2 separate regions of the Homo sapiens genome follow, and region 1 is linked to region 2. A link is an interaction called in ENCODE POLR2A ChIA-PET data of the cell type or tissue named here. Cell type or tissue: endothelial cell of umbilical vein. All regions are shown on one strand.

Region 1 (8,000 bases), 210 kb after region 2:
GATATTTTGGCTGTATATAGAAACCTGGGTTCCCATTTCTTCTCTTTTAGCACTTTAACAGTTTCATTCTTCTCCTTTCTGCCCTTCATGGTTTCTGATGCAAAATCCACAGTAATTGAAATTGTTCTTCCTTTATAAGTAATGTGTTATTTTTCTTTGGCTACATTCAAGATAGTTCTTTGTCTTTAGTTTTCAGCAACTTGAGTAGAACCTGTCTGGGCATGGATTTCTTTAGGTTTATCCAGTTTGGGTTTTGGTGAACTTCTTGAATCTGTAGATTTATGTCTTTCACCAAATTTTGGATGTTTTCAGCCATATTTCTTCAAATTATTTTTCTGCATTATATTCTTTCTGTTCTCCTTGTGAGACTCTGATGACACAAATGTTATATCTTTTGGTATTGTTCCACAGTCCCTGAGGCTCTGTTTTGAGTTTTTTGTTTGGTTGTTTTTTTTGTTTTTTTCCCCCCAATCTTTTTTTCTCTTTTGTTTAGATTTTATCATTTCTAGGGATCTGTCTTCAAGTTCATGCATTCTTTCATTTCTGTTCTGCTATTGAAAAGACAGCCAGGGATCTCAATATTCATTATAAAAACTTTCATTTGATTCCTTAATAATTTTTTATTATGATTGCTCCATCCTCAGTTTTACCCTCCAGAATATTTCTGGTCTTCTGACAGATAGAAGAGATGTAGTTGCCTGAGTTCTTGGAATAGGGGAGAGTATCTGGAGATCTAAGTCCTGCTTACACAGACTTTCAGCCAGTGTGCTTGTTTTCATTCCCATTTTACCCCCTCAATTCCAAAAACCTTTTAGTACAAATTTCTGAGTTTTTGAGGTATATATTGTATAGATTTGGGTTGCTTCTCAATTTTTTCACTACAAGCTCAGGATTCCACTTTCTCAGGACTGCTTAATCGGTTGTCACTTGTCTGCTTTCCTGTACCCAGAAAGTAGATGGTGCTTTCTCCTCTTCTGTTCTCTTTGACTATAAAGATTATATCCTAAATCTCTTTATTATTTTGGTGGCATTTCAGAAGGGAAATTAATAAATTGTGAATTCAAACTGTCATCTTTACCTGGAGTCAGGAAAAAACTATAAAACCTAAATTTTATGTGCTCATATAGGAACTATAAATGATAGTTTTTCTTTGTCTTCTGTTACATTTTAGGATGAGATCCCCACTGGAATGCCATGCCTGGAGTCAGTGACCATAGGTGATGATATTTGGGATGAGAACTGGTTACCTCTACAGGCTAAGATGGGAAAAGGAGGTGATGCTGCCTCCCATCTATTTACTGCAAGCCTTGGTGGAAAGAATCAGTATTCATCATGTAAAGAAATGCCACAGAAGGTTAGATCCTTGGAAAAATAGAAAGCAAATCAGGCCGGGCACTGCGGCTCAAGCCTGTAATCCTAGCAGTTTGGGAGGCCAAGGTGGGTGGATCAGTTGAGCTCAGGAGTTCATGACCAGCCTGGGCAACATGGTGAGACCCTGTCTCTACTAAAAATAGCCAGGTGTGGTGGTGTGCACTTGCTCTCCCAGCTACTTGGAAGGTTGAGGTAGGAGGATCAGTGCTTGAGCCTGGGAGCTGGAGGTTGCAGTGAGCCAAGATCATGCCACTACATTCCACCAGCTTGGGTGACAGAGTAAGACCCTATCTAAAAAAAAATAGGAAAAGAAAGCAAATCAGTACTGAGAAAAGGAAATTTAAATTTAATTGTCTAGGTCCAAGAAAGCTATATATTCTGGAATTCAAAAGTATTTATCAGGCCATAATTCAAAGAATACATGATTTTAAAAAATGGCAGTGACATGTAGTGGGACAGAGGATTCATCATGGGACAATAAACCATAGGCCAATTTTTGCATATCTGCCCTTTTAATCATTGTGATTTTTGTTTTATCATTGGCCCCTAGTCAAGGCCCTTAGGATCTATAAATAAATGAAAGAAACCATTTTCTCTAATTCTACTGTTGTTGCTTTAGCCTTGTAATATAACCCCTGGATTTCTGGAGTCAGCATATTTGCTAATATTAGGCCTAACTATATATATTTGAAATTTATTTTCCACTGGCTATAAGAATAAGTATCTGAAATTATGTTGCTCCTTCATGTTTGTGCTATTTAAGTACTAGGTGATCATGAAAAAAATCATCTAGCCATGAAAAAGATATTAAAGGAAAGACTACAAACAGAGTTGTATTTATTTTTGAGATCCATGTGTTCAGAGTTCAAGATACTGGGTATGGACCAATAAAGCAAGGAGGAAAGTCAAACTGATATAGAAAGTTAATAAATACCTTTTTTAAAAATATGTATTGCTTTCTTGCATTTATCTTGCCCAAGTTATCCTCTTTTTGGGTCATGTTGCACTTTATCTCAGTCTGTTGTTGCCATTTTTTCATTATAGGACTGGTGTTTTTCTACCCCTAAAGATACATGGGATGATTCTTGGCAGCCTTCAGGCCTTGTAAATGGAACGAAAGTAGAAGTTCATAAGCCAGAAGTACTGGGTGCTCAGGAAAAAAATACTGGCACAAACAGGACTCAAAAGGTAAATGTCTAATGCAGGTTATTGGGACAGGTTTGCATAAGGAAGTCCTTTCATTTTTAGAAAGCAAAATTGTCTCAATTTACATATTTTGATATTGCCTGTCTCTTAACAGCTTGCTGTAGCTGTTACTGTTGATGATAAATTTGACTTTCTGGGCTTTGTACTAGAGTTATGAGTGGATTTGCACCCCAGAATACTTGTGGTTAATGACCTCTCTCAGCAGTTGTAGAATACATATACATAAAATATATGTTGATTTTAAAATGAAAACATAATTACTTATTGCTTCAGAAGAGAATCCTGAGCCTAGAATTTTAAAAATGATTAAACCTCTCTTAGAGATACAGAAAATTGGGATTTTCCTGTAACTTAGTCATAATTTTAAGCTCTATATTTGTCGCATAGTCTAGACTGGTTTCTTCATTCACATTGCTTTGGCAGAAAGCAGTAATCCTGGCATAGAATCTAATTGTTTCAGGTTTCCTGAATATATTACGAGCATCCTGAAAGCAGCAGGACAATGTCTGTGAATCACGAAATTTGGCTGCCAGGCCTCTTTACTTTGGTGTGTTACATTGAAAATAAAGAGCTTAAGTCTAGAAGACTTGTTCAAAAGCAGATCTAGGGAAGATGAACCTTCTAAGTGACACATTTCCTTCAGACTGTGGTTACTTTTGTATGAGAATGATAAAGTCATTCTGTATTTCATAGAATGGTCTCTTCCAGAAATGTAGCTTACTTAATGCATGAATTTAGTTTCAGGATAAAGTAGGCTTTTATATTTTGTTTCTCTTGTCTTTTTTTTTAAATACAGCTTTATTGGAATATAATTGATATACCATTATAATTCACTATTTAAAATGCACAATTCAATGTTTTTAGGATACACAGCTGTGCAGCTATCACTACAGTCTATTTTAGAATATTTTCATCACGCTCTCAAAAAAAACCACCCATGACCATTAGCAGTCATACTCCTTCCCTGTCCTCTCACAGCCTTAGGCAGCTACTTACTAATCTGCTTTCTGTCTCTACAGATTTGTCTGTTAAATGGCACACAGTATGTGGTTTTCTGTGATTGTCTTCTTTCACCTAGCATTAATAATGTCTTCAAAATTCATCCTTGTTGTAGTATGAACCAGTACTTTATTCCTTTCTATGGCTGAATAATATTCCCTTCTATGATATACCACATCTTATTTATCCATTCATCAGTTGGTGGGAATTTGGGCTGCTTTCACATTTTGGCTATTATGCTGCTAAGAATGTTCAAGTACAAGGTTTTCTGTGAACATGTTTTAGTTTTTCTTAGATATATAACTAGGAGTGGAGTTTCTGGATCGTATGGTAATTCTGCTTTTAACATTTTGTGGAATTGGCATACTGTCATTCAAAGTGGCTGCAACATTTTATGTACCCCCCAGCAGTGTATGAGGGTTCCAGTTCTCCATATCTTCACCAACACTTATTGCCTGTTCTTTTGATTATGGCCATGCTAGTGGATATGAAGGGTTTTCTTTCCATATCCCTGATGGCTAATGATGTTGGGTGTCTTTTCATGTGCTTATTGGTGATTTATCTTCTCTGACAAGATATTCAGATCCTTTGCCCATTTTAAAAGTAGGTTGTCTTTTGTTATTCAGATATAAGAAAATATCATATTACAAGTCCCTTATGAGATATATTATTTTCAAATTTTCTACTCTTCTGTTTTTCTTTTTCACTTAATGGTGTCCATTGCAGCACAAAAGTTTGTTTTTAATAAAATCCAATCGATTTTTTTATTTGGTTGCTTGAGCTCTTGGTCTCCCCTAATAAGCCATTGTCTGACCAAAAGTTACAAAGATTTACACTTGTGTTTTCACCTAAGCATTTTATAATTTTAGCTCTTACATTTAGGCCTTTGATCCATTTTGAGTTAATTTGTTATGGTGTGAGATAGAGTCCATCTTTATTCTTTTGCATGTGGACATTCAGCTGTACCAGCACTAGTTGTTGAAACGATGATTCTTTCCCCATGAATTGTCTTGGCATCCTTATTGAAAATCAGCTGACATAAAGATAGGGTTTATTTCTGGATTCTTAATCCTATTCTCTATGTGTCTGTTCCTATACCAGCGTCACATTGTCTTGATTACTCTAGCTATTTAATAAGTTTTGAAGTCAGGAAATCTGAGTCCTCAAACTTTTTCTGTCATGTAGTTTTATACTATTAATTTATACCCCACGAAGAGAAGTTACAAAGGTAAAATCTTTACTGTATCATAATGAACTCCTTAAGGTATATTTCTTAAGAAAGTTTTCTTTTTCTACCCCTTTTTCTATTCCTATTCTAAAGCAACCTGTACTTACCATGCAGGTTGAATATCCCTTATTCAAAAGGCTTGGGACTGGAAGTATGCTTAGGATACAGTCCTCTCCTGCTGTCTGTATCTTCAGCCTCTTTCTACTGGAGTGTTCTCATAAGCATTTAAACATGTTAGTGTACCTTCCGTCTAAACAAAATTTAAACATTCCAAATTTTTTTAATCCCAAAGTCCTCTCTAGCTACCACACTTGTTTTTCATCCCCTATGTAGACAAACATGTTTTGCTTTTGAAAATTATGAAAGTACTACATATGCAGGATTTTAAAATTCAAGTAGTTCTGAAAGTTACGGAAATAAGATATCCTTGCCTCTTCTAATCCAACTCCCATCATAAGCAGTTTCTTGTGTATCCTTCCTAGAAACTAAACACATACATGAGAACATGATACACATACTGTTCAGCACCTTTCCATTTCAATACTTACAAACCTACCTCATTGCTTTAAACTCCTGCAGAGTATGGATATGCCACACTGATTTAAATAGTTCTGATGAATATCTATTTTTAAGATTTCATGTGACTTTAAACAATACTACAGTGATTATCCTTCAAGTCACCATCTATTCCCATGTTGCTAAATTAGGTTGGCATGTTTTAACCTTACAGTACCTGATTGCTCAGCAATATTTGAAAGTAATCTTGTGTTCCTTCTTGAAACATAATCTTCCTTTGGGTTTTGTGATGCCATGATCTTTTTTCCTCCTACCTCCCGACGTAATTTGTAGGCTTGCTCCCTGTGGTGTCTCCCAGAGTTCTGCCCTATGCCGTTTTCTTACTCCTTCCCATGTTTTCATTTATCTTAGTATGTAACTAGATAAGCATATGGCAACCCTATGTTTAACATTTTGAGGAACTACCAGGATATTTTCCAGAGCAGTGGTGCCATTTTACATTCCTACCAACAATTTAAGAGTACTCCAGTTTGTCCATGTCAACATTTGCTGTTCTTGCCAACAATTGTAATCATGTCTTTTTTATTATAGCCATTCTAGTGGATGTGAAGTGATTTGGGGCATTTGTTCATGTTTCATAAATCATGAACATGTTTGTTGAGACTAACCTGTAGTTCCATCTTGGTGTATTTCCAAACAACTGTGAGGGAGTCAGTCATTTATAACTACAGAAGAATAAATCTGGTAGAGCAGTGCTTCTCAAACTATAATGTGTATACAGGTCACCTGGGAATCTTGTTAAAATGCAGATTCTTATCCAGCATATCTGGGGTAGGGACCAAAGCTCTTCATGTCTAGCAAGCTTCCAACTAATGCTGATGCTGCTGATGAGTGAACACCACTTTTGAGTAGTAAGGCTCTAGGTTACTGTTAGAAGGGGAAGACTTATTTTCAACTAATTGCTTAAATTTACTACACATACTTGCTTTCAGATGTGATACAAATTTAAAGTGAAATTCAGAGTGAAAGCTATCAGGATGCATTTAAATATGTGTCAACAGTGCATCTTTCTTAAATCATATTTGTCAAGAAAGAAGATATAGCTTTTTAAAAATGTTTCTGTATATTATCTATTAAACAGCTAAACATAGGCAGTAGGGCATAATGTAAAAAGCACTGGTCTGTGAGTGCTATAATCTAGGGCCTAGTCTTTACCACTGACTAGCAAGTTTAAACAAGTTACCTTTTGTGCCCTGAGCTTGTCCACCTGTGAAGACTGATTTGAACTAGTAATCTCCCCAGCTTAAAAAATTTATGATATTAATATTGATTTACTTATTATTGCAGCTTATTGAAAGAATTCACTCATTCTCAGCCTCATTTTAAGTGAAGATAAACTTAAAAGGTAGTTCAAGTATACATGTGAATTGCATAAACTATGCAAAAATTTGAGTCCAGGTCTTTGGTTTCCTGAAATAACATCTTGTATGGCCCAGTATAGCTATCTGGAGTTTTAGAATTTCTTTTTTGCAACCAAGAAAGGTTATACACACAGGCATTTATATATTATATAATTATATAAGCCACATTCATGCCAGCCATCTTTGAAAGTGAGCAGCTATAGATTTTTGCCACAGAAGGAACATTTGCTGATATTAAATGTGTGATGCATATGAGCCAGAAAAACAAGCCTACATCTGTTTGTACAATTATTGTTTCAGTTTGCTCTAGGCAGATCCCAGACGATAAACCACTTAGTTCAGCTTGTTACAGCTTGGTCTGATGGGGTCCTCTTTACTCATGTTAATGCCAGTTGACATCACCAAAGATCAATGCTATTAAATGACCATAGAGTACACTTACTTCAGCAATGACTATATGGTAGGAAATGGGGTCTAATTCATAATGGTTAAAATTTGGCACTCCCTTCATTTAAGCTCAAGTTCAATCTCAGTTTGGAAGTTCATCTTTTTCTCTCAAACCCTGGCCTTTTTGTCCCTTCTGAGGAGCATGCAGCTCTTGCCTCCTTTCATGGCTAGCTGCACACACACAGTTTCCCTGACTGAGGACTGAGTGCCCCTTAGGGACAGGGATCCTGTCTGACTGGGAGGTGGTGTGGTAGAGCACAGAGAACATAGACTGGCTTAAGTTCAAATCTGCACCCTGCCATTTACTGATGGACATTGGATAACTTAACCACTCTGTAAAAGCATTATGCTAAGTGAAAGAAGACGTAGTATCACCTACCTAGGACACCTGTTCTGATGTTCAAATGAAGAAACACATGCAGATAACCTAGCACTGTGCCCGACACGGGGTGCTCAGTGAACATCACTTCTCTCGTGCCCTGCCCCTCTTTCCCAGCCTGTGTATGGTAGCACTCAGTGCCCTGTTTGCTTATGGGATGTGTTCCATAAATGTTTCTTGAATTGAATTTATGTTCATTAGGATAGAGAAGGACTTGCTTTTTCTAGAGAGTATCTAGGTTCTTTTTTTTTTTTTTTTTTTGTGATGGAGTCTCGCTCTGTCGCCCAGGCTGGAGTGCGGTGGCGCAACCTCGGCTCACTGCAACCTGCGCCTCCCAGGTTCACGCCATTCTCCTGCCTCAGCTTCCTGAGTAGCTGGGACTACAGGCGCCTGCCACCACGCCCAGCTAATTTTTTTTGTGTTTTTAGTAGAG
Region 2 (8,000 bases):
TCAAGCGATTCTCCTGCCCCAGCTTGATTACAGGCATCTGCCAGTAGCTGGGATTACAGGCATCTGCCACATGCCAGGCTAATTTTTGTATTTTTAGTAGAGATGGGGTTTCACCATGTTGGCCAGGCTGGTCTCGAACTCCTGACCTTGTGATCCACCCATCTCAGCCTCCCAAAGTGCTGGGATTATAGGCGTGAGCCATGGTGGCCTGGATTCTTGTATTTATTTTTCTGGCCTAATCGCCCTGGCAAGAACCTCCAGTACAATGTTGAACAGAAATGGTGGGAGTAGATATTCTTGTCTTATTCTTGTCCTTAGTAGGAAAGCATGAGTCTTTGCCGATTAAGTGTGATGTTAGCTGTGGGTTTTTCATAGATGCTTTTTATCAGGTTTAGGAAATTCTGTTCTATTCCTATTGAATTCTTTTACATGAAAATGTGTGGGATTTTTTTTTAAAAATGCTTTCTCTGTATTCATTGAGATAATTGTGTGTCTTTTGTCTTTTATTCTATCAGTAGGATATATTACATTGATTTTTGGATATTAATCCAATCTTCCTTGCCTAGGATCAATCCTACTTCGGGCTGGGAGTGATGGGTCATGCCTGTAATCTCAATGCTTTGGGAGGCCAAGGCAGGAGGATTACTTGAAGCCAGGAATTCGAGACAGCCTGGGCAACATAGTGAGATCCTGTACACATAGCTACATAGCTACTCAGAAGGCTGAGGCAGGAGGATGCCTTGAGCCCAGGAGTTAGAGGCTGCAGTGAGGTATAGCCACACCACTTTACTCCAGCCTGGGTGACAGAGAGAGACACTGTCTCAAAAAAACGTAACCTACTTGATCATGGTATATAATTCTTTTTATATGTTTCTAGCTTTGGTTTGCAGGTATTTGGTTGAGGAGTTTGCATCTATAGTTATAAGATATATTTATCTGTAGCTTTTCTTTCTTGTGATATCTTTATCTGGTTTTGGTGTCAGCATAATACTGGATTCATGAAATGGGCTGGGAAGATTTTCCTCCTTTTCTGTTATTTTGGAAGAGTTTGTAAAGAACTGGTGCTAATTCTTTTTGAATGCTTGATAATATTTAGTGGTAAAGCCATCTGGGCCTGGGCTTAGCTTCATAGGTGGGTTTTTGATTACGGACTTAACCTGCTCTTTAAGAGGTCTATCTATATTGTCTTTTTTTTCTTGGTTTGTTTTGATTCAGTTTTGGTTGTCCGTATATTTCAAAAAAAAAAAAAATCGTCCACTTTATAATCCTTTTTATTTCTCCACAGTTGGTAGTAATGCCCTACAACTTTTAAGTTTCTGATTCTAATAATTTGAGTCTTAATTTTTTCTTGGTCAAACTAGCTAAAGGTTTATCAATTTTGTGGATCTTTTCAAAGAACCAGCTTTTGGATTTCTTGATTTTCTATATTGTTTTTCTATTCTCTATTAATTTTCACTGATATGGCTTGGCTGTGTCCCCACCCAAATCTCATCTTGAATTTCCACATGTTGTGGGAGGGACCCATTGGGAGATAATTGAATCATGAGGCCAGGTCTTTCCCATGCTGTTCTCATGATAGTGAATAAGTCTCACAAGATCTGATGGCTTTATAAGGTAGAGTTTCCCTGCACAAGCTCTCTCTTTGCCTGCTGCCATACACTTAAGATGTGACTTGCTCCTCCTTGCCTTCCACCATGATTATGAGGCTTCCCCAGCCGCATGGAACTATAAGTCCAATAAACCCCTTTTCCCATATAAATTATTCAGTCTTGAGTATGTCTTTATCAGCAGAATGAAAATGGACTAATACAGTAAATTGGTACCAGTAGAGTAGGGTGCTGCTGAAAAGATACCTGAAAATGTGGAAGCGACTTTGGAACTGGGTAACAGGCAGAAGTTGAAATGGTTTGGAGGGCTTAGAAGAAGACAGGAAAATGTGGGAAAGTTTGAAACTCCCTAGAGACTTGTTGAATGGCTTTGAACAAGATGCTAATAATGATATGGACAATGAAATCCAGGCTAAGGTGGTCTCAGATGGAGATGAGGAACTTCTTGGGAACTGGAGCAAAGGTGACTCTTGTTATATTTTAGCAAAGGGACTGGCAGCATTTTGCCCCATCCTAGAGATTTGTGGAACTTTGAACTTGAGAGAGATGATTTAGGGTATCTGGCAGAATAAATTTCTAAGCAACAAAGCATTCAAGAGGTGACTTGAGTGCTGTTAAAGGCATTCAGTTTTAAAAGGGAAACAGAGCATAAAAGTTTGTAAAATTTGCAGCCTGACAATGCGATAGAAAAGAAAATCCCGCCGGGCGCGGTGGCTCACGCCTGTAATCCCAGCACTTTGGGAGGCCGAGGCGGGTGGATCATGAGGTCGGGAGATCGAGACCATCCTGGCTAACAAGGTGAAACCCCGTCTCTACTAAAAATACAAAAAATTAGCCGGGCGCGGTGGCGGGCGCCTGTAGTCCCAGCTACTCGGGAGGCTGAGGCAGGAGAATGGCGTGAACCCGGGAAGCGGAGCTTGCAGTGAGCCGAGATTGCGCCACTGCAGTCCGCAGTCCGGCCTGGGCGACAGAGCGAGACTCCGTCTCAAAAAAAAAAAAAAAAAAAAAAAAAAAGAAAAGAAAATCCCATTTTCTGAGGAGAAAGTCAAGCTGGCTGCAGAAATTTACTTAAGTAATGGGGAGCCAACTGTTAATCCCCCGAGACCATGGGGAAAATGTCTTCAGGGCATGTCATAGGTCTTCATGGCAGCCCCTTCCCATCATAAGCCTGGAGGCCTAGGAGGTAAAAATGGTTTCGTGGGCTGGGTCCAGGGTCCCCATGCTGTGAGTAGCCTAGGGATTTGGTGCCCTGTGTCCCAGCTGCTCTAGCTGTGGCTGAAAGGGGCCAACATAGAGCTCAGGCTGTGGCTTCAGAGGGTGCAAGCCTCAAGCCTTGGCAGCTTCCATGTGGTATTGAACCTGCGGGTGTACAGAAGTCAAGAACTGGGGTTTGGGAACCTCCACCCAGATTTCAGAGGATGTATGGAAACGCCTGGATGCCCAGGCAGAAGTTTGCTGCAGGGGCAGGGCCCTCATGGAAAACCTCTGCTAGGGAAGTGCAGCAGGGAAATGTGGGGTCAGAGACCCCACACAGAGTCTCTACTGGGGCACAGCCTAGTGGAGTTATGAGAAGAGGGCCACTGTCCTCCAGACCCCAGAATGGTAGATCCACCAACAGTTTTCACCATGCACCTGGAAAAGCCACAGACACTCATTGCCAGACCATGAAAGCAGCCGGGAGGCTGTACCGCACAAAACCACAGGGGTGGAGCTGCCCAAGACCATGGGAGCCCATCTCTTGCATCAGCATGACCTGGATGTGACACGTGGAGTCAAAGAAGGTCATTTTGGACCTTTAAGATTTGACTGCTGTCCAGGCACAGTGGCTCATGCCTGTAATCCCAGCACTTTGGGAGGCTGAGGCAGGCGGATCACCTGAGGTCAGGAGTTTGAGACCAGCCTGGCCAACATGGTGAAACTCTATCTCTACTAAAAGTACAAAATTAGCCAGTCGTGGTGGCATGCACCTGTAGTTTCAGCTACTCAGGAGGCCGAGGCAGGAGAGTCACTTGAACCTGGGAGGCAGAGGTTGCAGTGAGCCAAGATCGCACCGTTGCACTCCAGCCTGGGCAAGAAGAGCAAATCTCTGTCTCAAAAAAAAAAAAAAAAAAAAAAATGGACTCTCCTGCTAGATTTTGGATTTGCATGGGGCTTGTAGGCCCTTTGTTTTGGCCAATTTCTCCCATTTAGAATGCCTGTATTTACCCAATGCCTGTACCCCCTTCGTGTCTAGGAAGTGACTAACTTGCTTTTGATTTTACAGGCTCATAGGCAGAAAGGACTGGTCTTGTTTCAGATGAGACTTTGGAATGTGGACTTTTAAGTTAATGCTGAAATGAATTAAGACTTTGGGGGGACTGTTGGGAAGGCATGGTTGGTTTTGAAGTGTGGAGATTTGGGAGGGGCCAGGGACAGAATGATATGGTTTGGCTGTGTCCCCACCCAGATCTCATCTTGAATTCCCATGTGTTGTGGGAGGGACCCAGTGGGAGGTAATTGAATCATGGGAGCAGGTCTTTCCCATGCTGTTCTCATGGTAGGGAATAAGTCTCATGAGATCTGATGGTTTTATAATGGGGTGTTTCCCTACACAAGCTTTCTTCTCTTGTCTACCTCCATGTGAGACATGCCTTTCACCTTCTGCTATGGTTGTGAGGCCTCCACAGCCACGTGGAACTGTAAGTCCATTAAACCTCTTTCTTCTGTGAATTGCCCAGTCTCGGGTATGTCTTTATTAGCAGCATGAAAATGGACTAATACAGGAATCTACTACAGGAATAAGTTGAGAAATGATGAGGACCTATCCTAAGACATGGGAATGGAGAAGAGGAAAGAAAAATAAGAGATTTAAAAAATGTAGGCTACACAATTGTGTGTGTGAGAGAGAGTATTGTGGGATGGCTGTGTTCCTGATTGGACTGTAAATGGGTCATCCAATTTATTAAGATTAGAGAATACAGGAGAAGGAAAAGTATGGGGAAGGGAGATTGTGTATTTAGTATTAGACATACTGACTTTCGAGTAGCTATGGCACAATTAAGTGGACTTGTTCAACAGGCATGTCAGGAATGTGGGAGAAAAATCTTGGATGAAATTTTGGAAGACGCCAGGCACGGTGGCTCAAACCTATAATTCTAGCACTTTGGGAGGCCGAGGCAGGTGGGTCACCTGAGGTCAGTGGTTTGAGACCATCTTGGCTAACATGGTGAAATCCCATCTCTACCAAAAATACAAAAAACTTAGCCGGGCGTGGTGGCAGGCGCCTGTAGTCCCAGCTACTCTGGAAGCTGAGGCAGGAGAATGGCGTGAACCCAGGAGGTGGAGTTTGCAGTGAGCGGAGATCGTGCCACTGCACTCCCGCCTGGGCGACAGAATGAGACTCCGTCTCAAAAAAAAAAAAAGAAAAAAGAAAAAAATTAGCGCTGGTCATGGTGGCACATGCCTGTAATCCCCACTATTCAGGAGGCTGAGGCGGGAGAATCGCTTGAACCCGGGAGGCAGAGTTTGCAGTGAGCAGAGATTGCACCCTTGCACCCCAGCCTAGGGGAGAGAGTGAGACTCTGTTTCAAAAAAAAAAAAAAAAAAAGTAAAAAAAAAAAAAGAGGCTGGGTGCGGTGGCTCACGCCTGTAATCCCAGCACTTTGAGAGGCCGAGGTGGGCGGATCACGAGGTCAGGAGATCAAGACCATCCTGGCTAACACCGTGAAATTCCGTCTCTACTACAAATACAAAAAAAATTAGCCGGGCTTGGTGGTGGGCGCCTGTAGTCCCAGCTACTCTGGAGGCTGAGGCAGGAGAATGGCGTGAAGCCGGGACGCAGAGCTTGCAGTGAGCTGAGATCGCGCCACTGTACTCCAGCCTGGGCGACAGAGTGAGACTCCGTCTCAAAAAAAAAAAAAAAAAAAAATTAAAAAAAAAATTTTGGAAGATACTAGTATATGTGTTAGTTAAAGCCATGAATTTTGATGAGATCACCTTGGGGGGGAAATATACAATGGGAATAACTAAGGACTAAGAATGGATCCCCAACATTTTAAAGGGTAACGAGAGATAGTAGGACAATAGAAGTAGGAGGAAACCCAATAGAATTGAGTCATAAGAAGCCAGCTTTGGCTGCATCCCATGTTTTGCATAATTTTTATTATTTAGTTTAAGACATAGTTTGTTTTGTTTTGTTTTGTTTTTAAAGACATTTATTCAGCATCACAATCAGACTATTACATTTAGCAATCAACAGCATGGGTGCCAAAAAAAAAAAACTACATTAAAACCCTTTGTTGGAATGCTTTACACTTTTCACAGAACACAAACTAAAATAACCTGTTATAGAGTTAGTCACAAATAACAGTCCTCGAGTTTTTTGCCCATACTCATCAGTATTTGTCTAAAATATGTCTTCTTTGTAGCACCTAGGCCCTGCTACCACTGTGCTTGGCTGAGTTCACAAATCTGTTGTAACCTGTAGCTTCCCTGTCACTTCTCTGGATCTCCTCTCCTGCTAAGCTTTGTTTCCTAATTAAAATCTGCCACTGTCATAGCTACTGCTGCTACTGGAACCTCCATAGCCACCTTGGTTTTGTGGTTTGACGAAGTATTGGCCTCCACCACCACAGGGGACAGAACTTCTGCCTCCAAAGTTTCCTCCCTTCGTGGGTCCAAAATTTGAAGACTGATTGTTGTAATTGCCAAAATCATTGTAGCTTCCACTACCTCCAAAACTGCTTCCACTACCACCACCAAAGCTGCCTCCACCTCCGTTGTTATAGCTATTATAGCTGCCACTCCCACCATAGCCACTGCCCTGGCTTCCATAACCCTGTCCAACACTTCCATAGCCTCTGCTTCCTCCGGAGTAACCAGGGCCACCTCCTCCATAACCACCATCATTACCAAACCCATTATAGCCATCCCCACTGCCACCATATCCATCACCACCACAGCTGCCACCAAAGCCATCATGACCACTGAAGTTTCCTCCGTGACCAAAGTTGTCATTCCCACTGAAACCACCTCCATGACCACCACCAAAGTTTCCAGAACTACTTTGACCTCTTTGGCTGGATGAAGCCCTAGCCATCTCTTGGTCTGACAGGGCTTTCCTAACTTCACAGTTGTGGCCATTCACAGTATGCTATTTCTGAATGACAGTTTTATCCATGGAGTTATGATTGTCAAAGGTTACAAAGGCAAAGCCTCTTTTCTTGCCACTGCCTCAGTCATGATTTCAATCACTTCATTTTTTCCATACTGTTCAAAATAATCTCTTAGGTGATGTTCTTCAGTGTCTTCTTTAATGCCACCAACAAATATCTTTTTCACAGTTAAGTGGGCACCTGGTCTTTGAGAATCTTCTCTTGAGACAGCTCTCTTTGGTTCCACAACTCTTCCATCCACCTTTTGTGGCCTTGCATTCATGGCTGCATCCACCTTCTCCGCAGTGGCATGTGAGACAAACCCAAAGCCCCTGGAGTGCTTGGTATTTGGATCTCATTACCACACAGTCCATGAGCATTCCTCATTGCTCAAAATGGCTTCTCAGGCTCTCGTTGCTTGTTTCTAAGCTCAACCGTCCAAGGAAGAGCTTCCTCAACTGTTTGGGCTCTTTAGGAGACTCTGAGTTAGACAAGACGGCCGGGAGAAGAGAGACTTTAATGATGCTTCTTCGGCGGCGTCCAGGGGCAGAAAGGCAAGACAGTTTTAAATTTCCATTGTGGTTTGTCTTTTGACTCAGGATTATTTAGAAGATGTAGTATTTACTTTCCAAACATTTCAAAATTTATTTTGTTCTTAGTTTAGCTTCCCCCATACTTTGTGTTATTTTTGTTTGTGTTTCAGTTCTTTTTACATACTTAAATCTCACAAGACATTATTATTCGTATTTCATATAGCCAGTATTCATTTAGATTTATCCACATATTCATATTTTCAGTTCGTCTAAGAAAGATACAAGTATTCAAATACAATAACCATAAAAAAGCTGAATTTTTGCTTGTTAAGGAAGGGAGCCCTGTAATACAATGTACAACCTCTCTGAACAAAGCAAGAGATATTCACACAGAAGCATGGAATTCCAAGACTGAAAAACTTTAAGAAAAAAGAGTATTTAGAGATCGTTTTACTTTCAGCCATGGATACCTTGTATTTGGAGTGAGGCTGTTGTTACTTGATTGACTTTCAGGCATGTGGTAACTAGAATAGGATTGTTGCTAACTGGCTGACATTCTGAAGTGAGGAAATATCATGGGCTGATTTTCTCTTTTTTCTTTTCTTTTCTTTCCTTCTCTTTTTTTTTTTCTTTTTTTGAGACAGTCTTACTCTGTTGCTGAGGCCTGAGTGTAGTGGTATGATCATGGCTCACAGCAGCCTCAAACTGCCATGCTCAAGTGATCCTCC

What was found. ChIA-PET counts read pairs that join two places held together with the same protein. Peaks named below come from ENCODE experiments on the same cell type or tissue, not always from the same donor. Only the 100,000 strongest peaks of a DNase experiment are listed, where the experiment ranks them.
Region 1: POLR2A ChIA-PET joins it to region 2 with 6 read pairs; 2 of 35 experiments call an interaction of 5 or more read pairs at or near these places.

The regions. Positions count from the first base shown.
Region 1 is chr1:179,660,933-179,668,932 of GRCh38, forward strand. It overlaps TDRD5 (tudor domain containing 5), which reads left to right. Exons shown (of 18, transcript NM_001199085.3): 15 at 1,172-1,354; 16 at 2,416-2,559. Among named protein-coding and RNA genes, the nearest start is that of TDRD5, 73 kb to the left of the region's middle. In endothelial cell of umbilical vein, no CTCF peak of the experiment used is centred here; a DNase peak (open chromatin) is centred at 3,099; H3K27ac peaks cover 1,541 bases; H3K27me3 peaks cover 166 bases.
Region 2 is chr1:179,450,101-179,458,100 of GRCh38, forward strand. All of the region lies in intron 16 of AXDND1 (axonemal dynein light chain domain containing 1), which reads left to right. It also overlaps the pseudogene HNRNPA1P54. Among named protein-coding and RNA genes, the nearest start is that of AXDND1, 88 kb to the left of the region's middle. In endothelial cell of umbilical vein, no CTCF peak of the experiment used is centred here; no DNase peak of the experiment used is centred here.